2 separate regions of the Homo sapiens genome follow, and region 2 is linked to region 1. Evidence: chromatin loops called from intact Hi-C (ENCODE). Cell type or tissue: HepG2. All regions are shown on one strand. Links, peaks and the distances in the headings refer to the core of each region. The heading gives the core; the rest is flanking DNA.

Evidence for each region. Peaks named below come from ENCODE experiments on the same cell type or tissue, not always from the same donor. Only the 100,000 strongest peaks of a DNase experiment are listed, where the experiment ranks them.
Region 2: a loop joins it to region 1, with 2.1 times the contacts of the local background. A loop is called at or near these places in 1 of 110 quality-filtered maps.

Annotation. Positions count from the first base shown.
Region 1 is chr2:44,740,060-44,744,447 of GRCh38, reverse strand. It overlaps CAMKMT (calmodulin-lysine N-methyltransferase), which reads right to left. Exons shown (of 11, transcript NM_024766.5): 8 at 752-826. Among named protein-coding and RNA genes, the nearest start is that of LINC01833, 200 kb to the left of the region's middle. In HepG2, for the core only: no CTCF peak of the experiment used is centred there; DNase peaks (open chromatin) are centred at 2,117, 2,787 and 3,947.
Region 2 is chr2:44,932,659-44,937,046 of GRCh38, reverse strand. The region is part of intron 1 of LINC01833 (long intergenic non-protein coding RNA 1833); the gene reads left to right. Among named protein-coding and RNA genes, the nearest start is that of LINC01833, 4.3 kb to the left of the region's middle. RefSeq lists an enhancer at 1-166. In HepG2, for the core only: no CTCF peak of the experiment used is centred there; no DNase peak of the experiment used is centred there; H3K4me3 peaks cover 559 bases; H3K27me3 peaks cover 3,877 bases.

The DNA.
Region 1 (4,388 bases), core at 301-4,300:
AAGATTAGTTGAAATAATTATTAAGGTCTGATGCATATTTATCCTGTAACTTACGATCAGACTTTCATTAACAAATAAGTAGATTGGGCTAAAATAGAGGGCAAAATACCGAATGTAAATTATTTTTAAAAGGCAGGCACCTGACAGAGATTGTCATGTTATTATTTGCATAAGAATAAAATGTAATTTTATAATTTTTGTTTTAGGTATAATTAACTATTATAATTGAATACACTGAAAACATTAGATAGCAAACATATATTTTAAGAAAAGCTATTTCCCCAAAGATATTCCACAGATATGTTTATTTGCTAGAGAGTATGTGTGTGTACACACACACATATATTTTCCCTTATATCAATAGTCAGATCTCTCCTAAGAAGTAAGCTAATTGAGCTGTTTGTGTTGATAAACTCCTTTTTCTCCAGACTATTCCTCTCCGAGCCATAATTATTTGCAATTTGCCTAAGTCGTCCATTTACTGATACGTCAAGCATGAAACAGAGGCAATTCCAGAAAATGGAAATGCTTCTCAAAATCAATCTTTGGGAAATAATGTGGTAGAAGTTACTGTGTGATAGAAGACTACCTTATAACTGTCACATGGAGATGAATATTAATTTGTTGAGGTTAAGGTGGCTTTGTGCTTCATTTGTTGACTTTGCTTAGCCGTCAGCTAAGCAACACAGCCCAATTACTCCAGCAAAGCTATTTTTTTCTAACAGGAGTTTTGTGATTTTTATGTACTTACCAGTCAGCACACATAACAATGTCAAAATGTCCTTCCAGTTGAGAGACATCTGTCTCATTATCCCATCGTAAAACGCTTGAGGAGAAAAAGATTTTAAAAATTATACATAGGGTTTTTTTTAAATTTTGATTTTGAGCTATTAACATTATTTTTTTGTGGCACTTGAAATTATTTAAAAGGTATATACAAATTATTTCAAAAGGTATAATAAAAAATAGGATGTAACTGTCTTCTGTGTTTTATTTAGTATTCAAATCTAGAAGAAGAATTCTCTACTTAAATAAAATAGTTAACCTTTTTGCTAGTTTTTATAGGTTTTTGTAGACAAACTAGAGAAAAATATCTTATCTTTACCGTAGTCATTATAATGATTCTAGACCCTTAACATCAATAAGGTACATATTGAAACCAAAGTATTCCACATTTGACTGGAACACAAATTTATAAAAATAAATGATGTGAGACAGCTTATATCTATACTGCCTGGCATATCAGTTGCTTTTCATATTGATGAAATGAGCAATTTGGTAAGATGGAAGAAAAGAAGAGTCAAATTTCATTTGGTAGTTCTTGGTTTTTAGGCATAGTGAAAAATTCACCCACACTGACACTTAGTCTCCCAAAGGGGATCAGGTTTAAAACTTCACATTAATAACAATAATTAGTAACATGCATTTGAAAACTTTACTAATGCTTATGAGGCCAACCAGAGGTTTTTAGTTACTCTCAATTAATAACTGTGATGATTAGCATTTTACCATATTCAAGTATTTTAATGATTCGTCTTACCACAGCACCAAAACTGTGATTTACAGTACTATTTTTCAAAGTAAAATTCTGTTCCTATTTTCTATTTTGATTCTTTAAACCTAACCGGATTGAACATGTCCTACCCTGCCCAGTTATATTTGCTTATTTTGGTGGATTCATTTCTTCTATATCTTCCCTAGGTGAAAAGTCATGTGTCTGAATGTAATAATAAGTCTTATACCAGTCAGCCCAAAAGTTCTTTTCATATACAATACATTAATATATATTAATGCCAGTAAATTTCTCAAGGTAGAAAAGATTAAAGACATCACCACAAAAATACCTACACACGCTGGGCAGCAGTTGTTCATTGACTTGTCCAACTCGTTCCTACTGAGCCACTCCTCACTGTGTGTCAGGTCCTGTGCTGTGCCATAGACCATGCCTTCACAGGGGCAGCTTGATGGGCCATATGGACACAGAAACCCCCAATTCCTACGCTGTATCCTATGCATTGGGTGAATATACAGACTTGGAGCATGGGAGGGCTTTCCAGAAGCAGTGGGTTACCTCAGGGTTCACAAGTCCAGTAACACCCAGATAAGCTTTACAAATTAACTTTAGTGTTGCTGTACTTGCTGAGGCCTACTGGATAGGCAAGAAATGAAGGAAATTAGGAAATCCTAAGAGATCAATGCTTACGTTGTTTACGGATTTCTCAGAAACTCCATGCACCTGGGGAGAGCAGGAAGCAACAAACACCAACTTTTCTGGAAATGCTGAGGCTCCCAGTGTATCTGGGACTCAGGCTCAGTGAGAGATGGGGCCTTCCCAGCCCTCATCACAGCCCTGAGTTTTAGAGTCTAAGACTTGAACCATGAGCAAGATGGTTTAAAGTATACATCTATACTAGACATTCTCTGATCAGAAAAGTAATGTATCTATCCATCATATGAATTTTGAAAAAAAAAGATTAAAGTATTAAAATTACTCATAATCTTACCATTCCATAAATGTCTCTTTAGAATTTGCTTTTAATACATATGCAATTACTAAAGCACAAGAACAGACTGCAGGAAATCCTGTGGTGATAGTGGATGCTGTATTCCTGAGGTGCTTCAGCCCCTTGGTTCAACAAAGACAAACTGGAGAGATAGGGGTCTAAGCAGCGACTGGGTATGGATTCCCACAGCAGCTGTAATGAGTCATGACTCTAAAATAAATTGAAATGCCTGGCTTGGTCACATGGACCATAACACATTCCTAAAAGGTATTTTTCCCCAGTTCTCATGAGGCTTATGGCTGTGCTACATGCATGTGACAGAGAAAGAGAGTGGTATTGTGGACAGAGTTCAGCTTTAGCACAGCAGACAGACCTAGGTTCAAATCTTGGCTCCTCCCCTTAGTAGCTGTATGAGTTTAGGCAATTATTTAACCTTTCTGAGCTTGTTTTCTGATCTGTAAGATGGGGATAACACTAGCTATCTCCTTGAACATTCTAAGAGCACCATTCATACAGTACCTGGAGTTGTATTGTTCATGTAACATACAATGAGAATGGTGCTTCCTGGAGCTGTGCAGTCAGGCAGCCTGCTATCTTGGAAGACTAGAGATGATGGTGAGTTCACTGTTCACTCCTCTCCTCCAGTGACCTTGTCCTCCACCTTTGGAGATACACTCCCATGCATGCTCGTGAGAGCATGTGCTTCCACTGTGGGGGAGGACCAGACTTTGTTTGTATCTAATCTGTTGCAGACCAATACTTTTGTAAAATATAGTCACAAAAATGAGATTAAAAACACAAAGGCATTCCAAATACAAGTCCACTGATCATATGCTTGGATGTCGCAGCAGTGTTTCTAAACATTTATTTTCAATTTCTGAACTTATCTCCTTGCAGATCAGTAACACACAGTTCACAGACTGGCACCAGTCCATGGCCTACTCATTGAGTGGCACTCCTCCAAACCTATCTTTACCAGTTACTGCAACTCTAGCCAATCTCTGACCAACCCCTCCTATCTTTCACAGCTCATTCTTTCTAGAAGGTACTCTTCAGTCCCACTGGCCCACACTGATCTTATCACCATGTCACTATCCCACTTCCCTAATATTTATCTTTCTTTCTTGCTCAGCTTAAATTTCATGACTTATCATTGTAATTACTCCCTTGCATACACCCTCAACTTCCTTGTCCCTCTCTTACTTCCTCGTATTTGTTAAATCCAGCTCTCTGCCTGGTCCATGACTGCACCTGTGCACCTGAATGTGGCTAGAGACAGCACACAAGCATCCTCACTGGCTTTGCTTTAAATTCATGACTATGAACCTCAAGTGGACTCTTAATGACATCTGGCAGTTATACTTACATTTCCTTTGTCCATTTAGTTTCCCACTATCCTAGGTCATTATTTTGCACTTTGTACTCTCCCTTCAAAATTCTGACACTATTCCCCTCCTCCTCACTTTCAGCTGATGACCCTGCTTCTTGCTTTACTGTCAAAATTGCAGCAATCCAGCCGGGCACGGTGGCTCATGCCTGTAATCCTAGCACTTTGGGAGACCGAAGCGGGTGGATTGCTTAAGCCTAGGAGCTCGAGACTAGCCTGGGCAACATGGCGATACCCCCTCGCTGCTAAAAATACAAAAAATTAGCTGGGTGTGGTGGCACACACCTGTGGTCTCAGCCACTCCGGAGGCTAAGGTGGGAGGATCATCTGAGCCCAGGAAGTCAAGGCTGCAGTGAGCCATGATCTAGCCACTGCACTCCAGCCTGGGTGACAAAAATGAGACCCTTTCTCAAAAAAAAAAAAAAAAAAAAATGCAGCAATCAGTTAAGAACTTCCATAAACTCCTACCACCACACTTATGCTCCTAATAGCATCTG
Region 2 (4,388 bases), core at 71-4,070, 190 kb before region 1:
GTTCCCTTGGCTTCCACTGCCCAGAGGCCACACACTTCTTCCCAAGGTTCCCCTTCTGAACAGCCAGACCTGGTGTGCCAGGACTTGGATTTGAGAAAGGGTGGGCAGCTCCCCTCCCTAACCCATCATTGCCTCCACCATTCACAGAGCCCAGTCACATGTTATGACAAGTGGCAGTAGGGAAGGCAGGGGACCACAGCCCGTCCTGCACTCCCCCTCAACAGAGGTATCCCTTCTTTGGCTTCTAGTCCCAGGGAGGCCTGGCAAAAAAAGTGCTATAGGCAAGACCACCCTGCAAGACTGGCCTGGCAGCCTGGCAGAGAGGCAGAGAGCCAGAGCCCTGGAAGGAAGGGAAACCAAAGCAGTCATCTACTTCACCTTTTCTTAGTGGGGCAGCTGACATGGCTGGCCAGTAAATATAAGACACCCTCTTAAAAATTGTGCTTCAGTCCTCAGGAAGTGTAGCCTTCCTTCCCTTTCTGTCTCCCCTCTCCTCTGATGCCCTTTTCCCTGGACAGTCGGAGCTCAAGGTCCTTCACTCCCTCCTTGCATACACAGCTCTTGGGCCCTTAAGGGTTACTTTTGGGGGGAATTAATGCTCTGGGCTTGGGAAGCAGGCTGCTCCAAATCCACACTCAGGACTTTCTGGACCCCACCCCCCAACACACAAACACAAACATGCCCAGGATCCCTCAGACACACAGTGGGCCTGGTCAGGTTGGTAACCTCAGGACCCCGTGCCCGCGTGAGCGTCTCTGGGAGGTCGTGGAAAGGAACCAAAAGGCCAGGTAGGCCCTGGGATACAGAGAGCCCTCCAAGTCCATCTGGTTTGCTTCTCTTCCTTTCTCTCTCCCTAGCTCCGCTAGCATGCCCTGCCCCATTTCCCATCACATAACCCCCTAACTTAACCCTAAACTGGCAATCTTTAGGCATCACCTCTGAGCTGGGCAAAGGCGGTGCCCGGGCCTTGATCGACCCAGAGGGCTAAAGTAGGGGCGGGGAAGGGAGGGGTGTGCGCTGCTGGTGAGAAAGGGGACCTGAGGCGAGGGTAGAACTCAGCCCTGTGGCCTCGAGGCCAGGCCCACCGGCTGCTCAGGGGAGGAGGCGAGGGGAGGGGGCTGGGAGTCCGCAGGCATCGGTCGGGGCAGCAGGGACCTCAGGCGTCGGCGTGGGGGGCTAGATCCGGAGGAGAGGGGAGGGGAGGCGGGGGTCGGGGGATCGCGCAGGGCGGAGGAGGGGTGCAGCTCTTTAAGAGCCACACGGCTGGCAGGAGAGGCGCGCGGCCCGGTGCTGGTAGAGCACTGACCCCGAAGGGGATTTAGCGGGAAGAGAGTGGCCGGGCTCTGGGGGTTTTGTCCGAGGGGGCCGGGAGAGGCCGAGACACAAGAATAAGGAGCGGCCGCGGCATGAAAGGCGGCGAGGAGAGGCAGCACTGCTGCTCTTGACTTCTGAGCAGGGCTTAGAGAGCCTGCCCCGGCTTAAGCCGAGCTGCTGGTGCTGACCCTGAGCGCCGAGTCCGCGAGCTCTGAGTCCGGAGCCTCCCAGCCGTGGAGCCGTGGGATGAGGGGGGCGTTGGGGGACAGGGCAAAGTCGATCTTGGTTGTACAGCCGCCCGATCCTAGCGCGGAGCTGCGAGCCTGACCGGCCGCGTCTGGCATGGTCAGAGAAAGAATTTTCTTTTCCCAACTCCGGCTTTTGGTTTTGTGTGTCCACCTTGCGCAACTCCGGAGCCAGCCGACCCCACATGGATTCTCAACAGGTGGCCGGGTAAGTCCGTTTAAAGAATTCTGGTTATATGGTCAGCCCCTCCCCGACCTTCTTCCTTTTCCCCTCCCTCTTCCCCCTTTGGCTGGGCCGGGTTCCCCGTGCTCCTCCCGCAGGCGACGGCTGGGGTGGTGGTGGGGGAAGAGGCGCCCTTCCCCTGGGGGTCTCTGGGCTCCGAGTTGCAGCCCAGGAAGCCTGGCGGGCGGCCCCCAAGGAGTTCCACCCGGTACCCCCAAGTCCCGATCACTCTTAGCTCCTTGGTCTGGGCCCTGGCGCCCTGAGAGGGGGAGGGAGAAAGAACGCGCAGCAGCACCTCAAAAGCCGAAGTCCCCGGGAAGGGGGACAGGGGACCCGGTGGCCGGGCAGCCTTTGTGTGGGGGTTTACGGCGGAAACAGAACTATTCTTCTTGTGTGAGAGGCCCGGGATGTGGCCAGGGGGAGCCCGCGCCAGCCGTACAATAGCCGGCAGAAGAGCGCCTCAGCAGCCGGGGTAGGAGTGGGGTAGGGTGGGGTAGACCTGGGTGGGGGAGGGGAGGGCGAGAGAAGAGGGAGGGGAAGCAGAGAAAGGCAAAGGCGAGAAATCCAGGGCGTCCGAGTGAAAAGTCGGAAAATGTTTCCAGAGCGCGCCACAAACAGGCGCGCGCGCGCGCTTGCGGGCGCATAGTCTCTCTGTCTCTCTCTCGCACACACACAAACACACTCTTACATGCTCACACTCATTCCACACATGGAGCCCACGCACGCGGTTCCTAGTCGTGCAGGGTCGCATGCCTGGGCACCCAAAGTGAACGCAGAGTAGAGCCGCCCTCCCACCCCCACCAACGGAGAGCCCTCCCGCCCAGCCACAGGCTCCCCGACTGGGGAGCTAGGAGGGCCCCCGGGGCTGGGGCACAGGGAGGATCTTACCTGCCGAAAGGTAAGGGAAGCCGGGAGCACGGAGCAGCGGCGGATAAATATTCATTAGTAAGTCTCTCCTTTTAAGCCGCGCGGTGCGCTCTCTGGCTCCTATCTCTCTTTCCCTCCCTCCCTCTGTCCTCTTGTGAGCCTCTCTCCCCCTCTCGCTCTGTCTTCCCCCCACCCCTTCCTGCGAAATGCCGGGTGGATCCCAGTATAGCTAACCTGTTGGGAAGCCTGAGCCGCGGGCAGCGCCTCCACAGCTGTTTGCTTTTGCTCTTGGGGCGCGCGTTTCCCCATCCTCTCCCCTCTCTCCTTTTGCCCAGCCCCTCTCCCCCTCCTAAATTACTACATCATTAGCTTTATTTGGTGGGGGGACAGCTCAGCCAAACGCACCTCCCTATAGCAGGGTGAAAAGCCGCTGCTCCCCGAGGCAGCCCCAACTCCACCCCTACCCCTGCCTCACCCATCTCCATGTCCCTACCCAGTTTTGTTTATTTTTCTTCTCTCTTTCCATCTTCACTTCCGTCCTGTACCGACCCAACTCCCTTACCATTCCTCCCTTCCTCGTCGCTGCCAATACGGATCCCAGACGGGGTCGGGGCAGGGAGATGCCAAGTGAGTAGGTCCAATATGCCAAGGTCGGGACTCCACCCTGCCATGGGCGTGGGGGTAGTCCTCCAGGTCCCCCTTTCCCACGTAGGCTTTCCACCCTGACCCTAAGTGGGTACCGGGGCAGCTTGGGCCTTGGGATCAGAGCACCAGGGCGCACAGCAAGGGCCTCAGCCCTCCAGGCCTCAGCGACCTGGAGCCTGGGTCCTTTGACCCGGTCTGGGAGACTGCATGGCGGAGGGGAGGTGGCTTCACTTTGTACGAATGCTCAGGAGAGACACAACCACCGACCATCGGACTGACGTTCTCCCTTTTCAAACAAACTGACCTTAAGTCAGCAGTAAGTCTGCATCATTCTCACGAGAAAACACATCTACAAGATTCTAGAAATGCACAAGGAACCGCTTCTAGTCGCGCGTGAACACGTGCACACACACCACACCCCTCACCCCCACACACCCGAGGCCACCGTTCCCGCTGGCCTCTGAAACCTGTAGGCGCGCAGGCCCGAAAGGCTAATTCTAGCGGAGGAATACATCGCAAAACCGCCCCAGGAGAGCCCTGGCCACTCTTGTTGGCCCCCATTCTTCCAGATCCAGGCCTCTAGGATGCCCCAGGGACCCTGAAGGATGGTGAGGCCCCAGGGTGCTTGGGGGTGGTCCGGGAAGCTCACTCTGGCAGCCCGCTGAGCGCTGCGTGTTGAGGTAGGAGCTGGAGGAGGGGCCAAGGGAGGCGGGCCCAGGCCAATTCCAAGTTACAAATACAGCTGCTCCTGCGAGGCCTAGGAGAGTTTTGCCCCAAAACGTGCATATCATTCGCCCCGAGACGCCATGACCTCCCCAGACATAGCCCCAGGGCGCACTCGACCTCGAGGTGGCTTGGGTGATGGGAGCAATCGAGAGCCAGGAGACGACCTCGAGACCTCCGCCCGCCCATTCAGCCCGGCCCAGCCACAGTCCACCGAGAGACGCCCTAGATGATGGTCCTATCCTTCCCAAAGGGTGGCAAGGCGCAGGATCGCGGAGGGTCTCCCTCCTTGTCCTGAAAGGTTAAGAAATTGGGCAGATGAAGGTATTTAAAAGAGGCCTAGAGGGCCCTGGGGCCGAAAGCCCTATCAA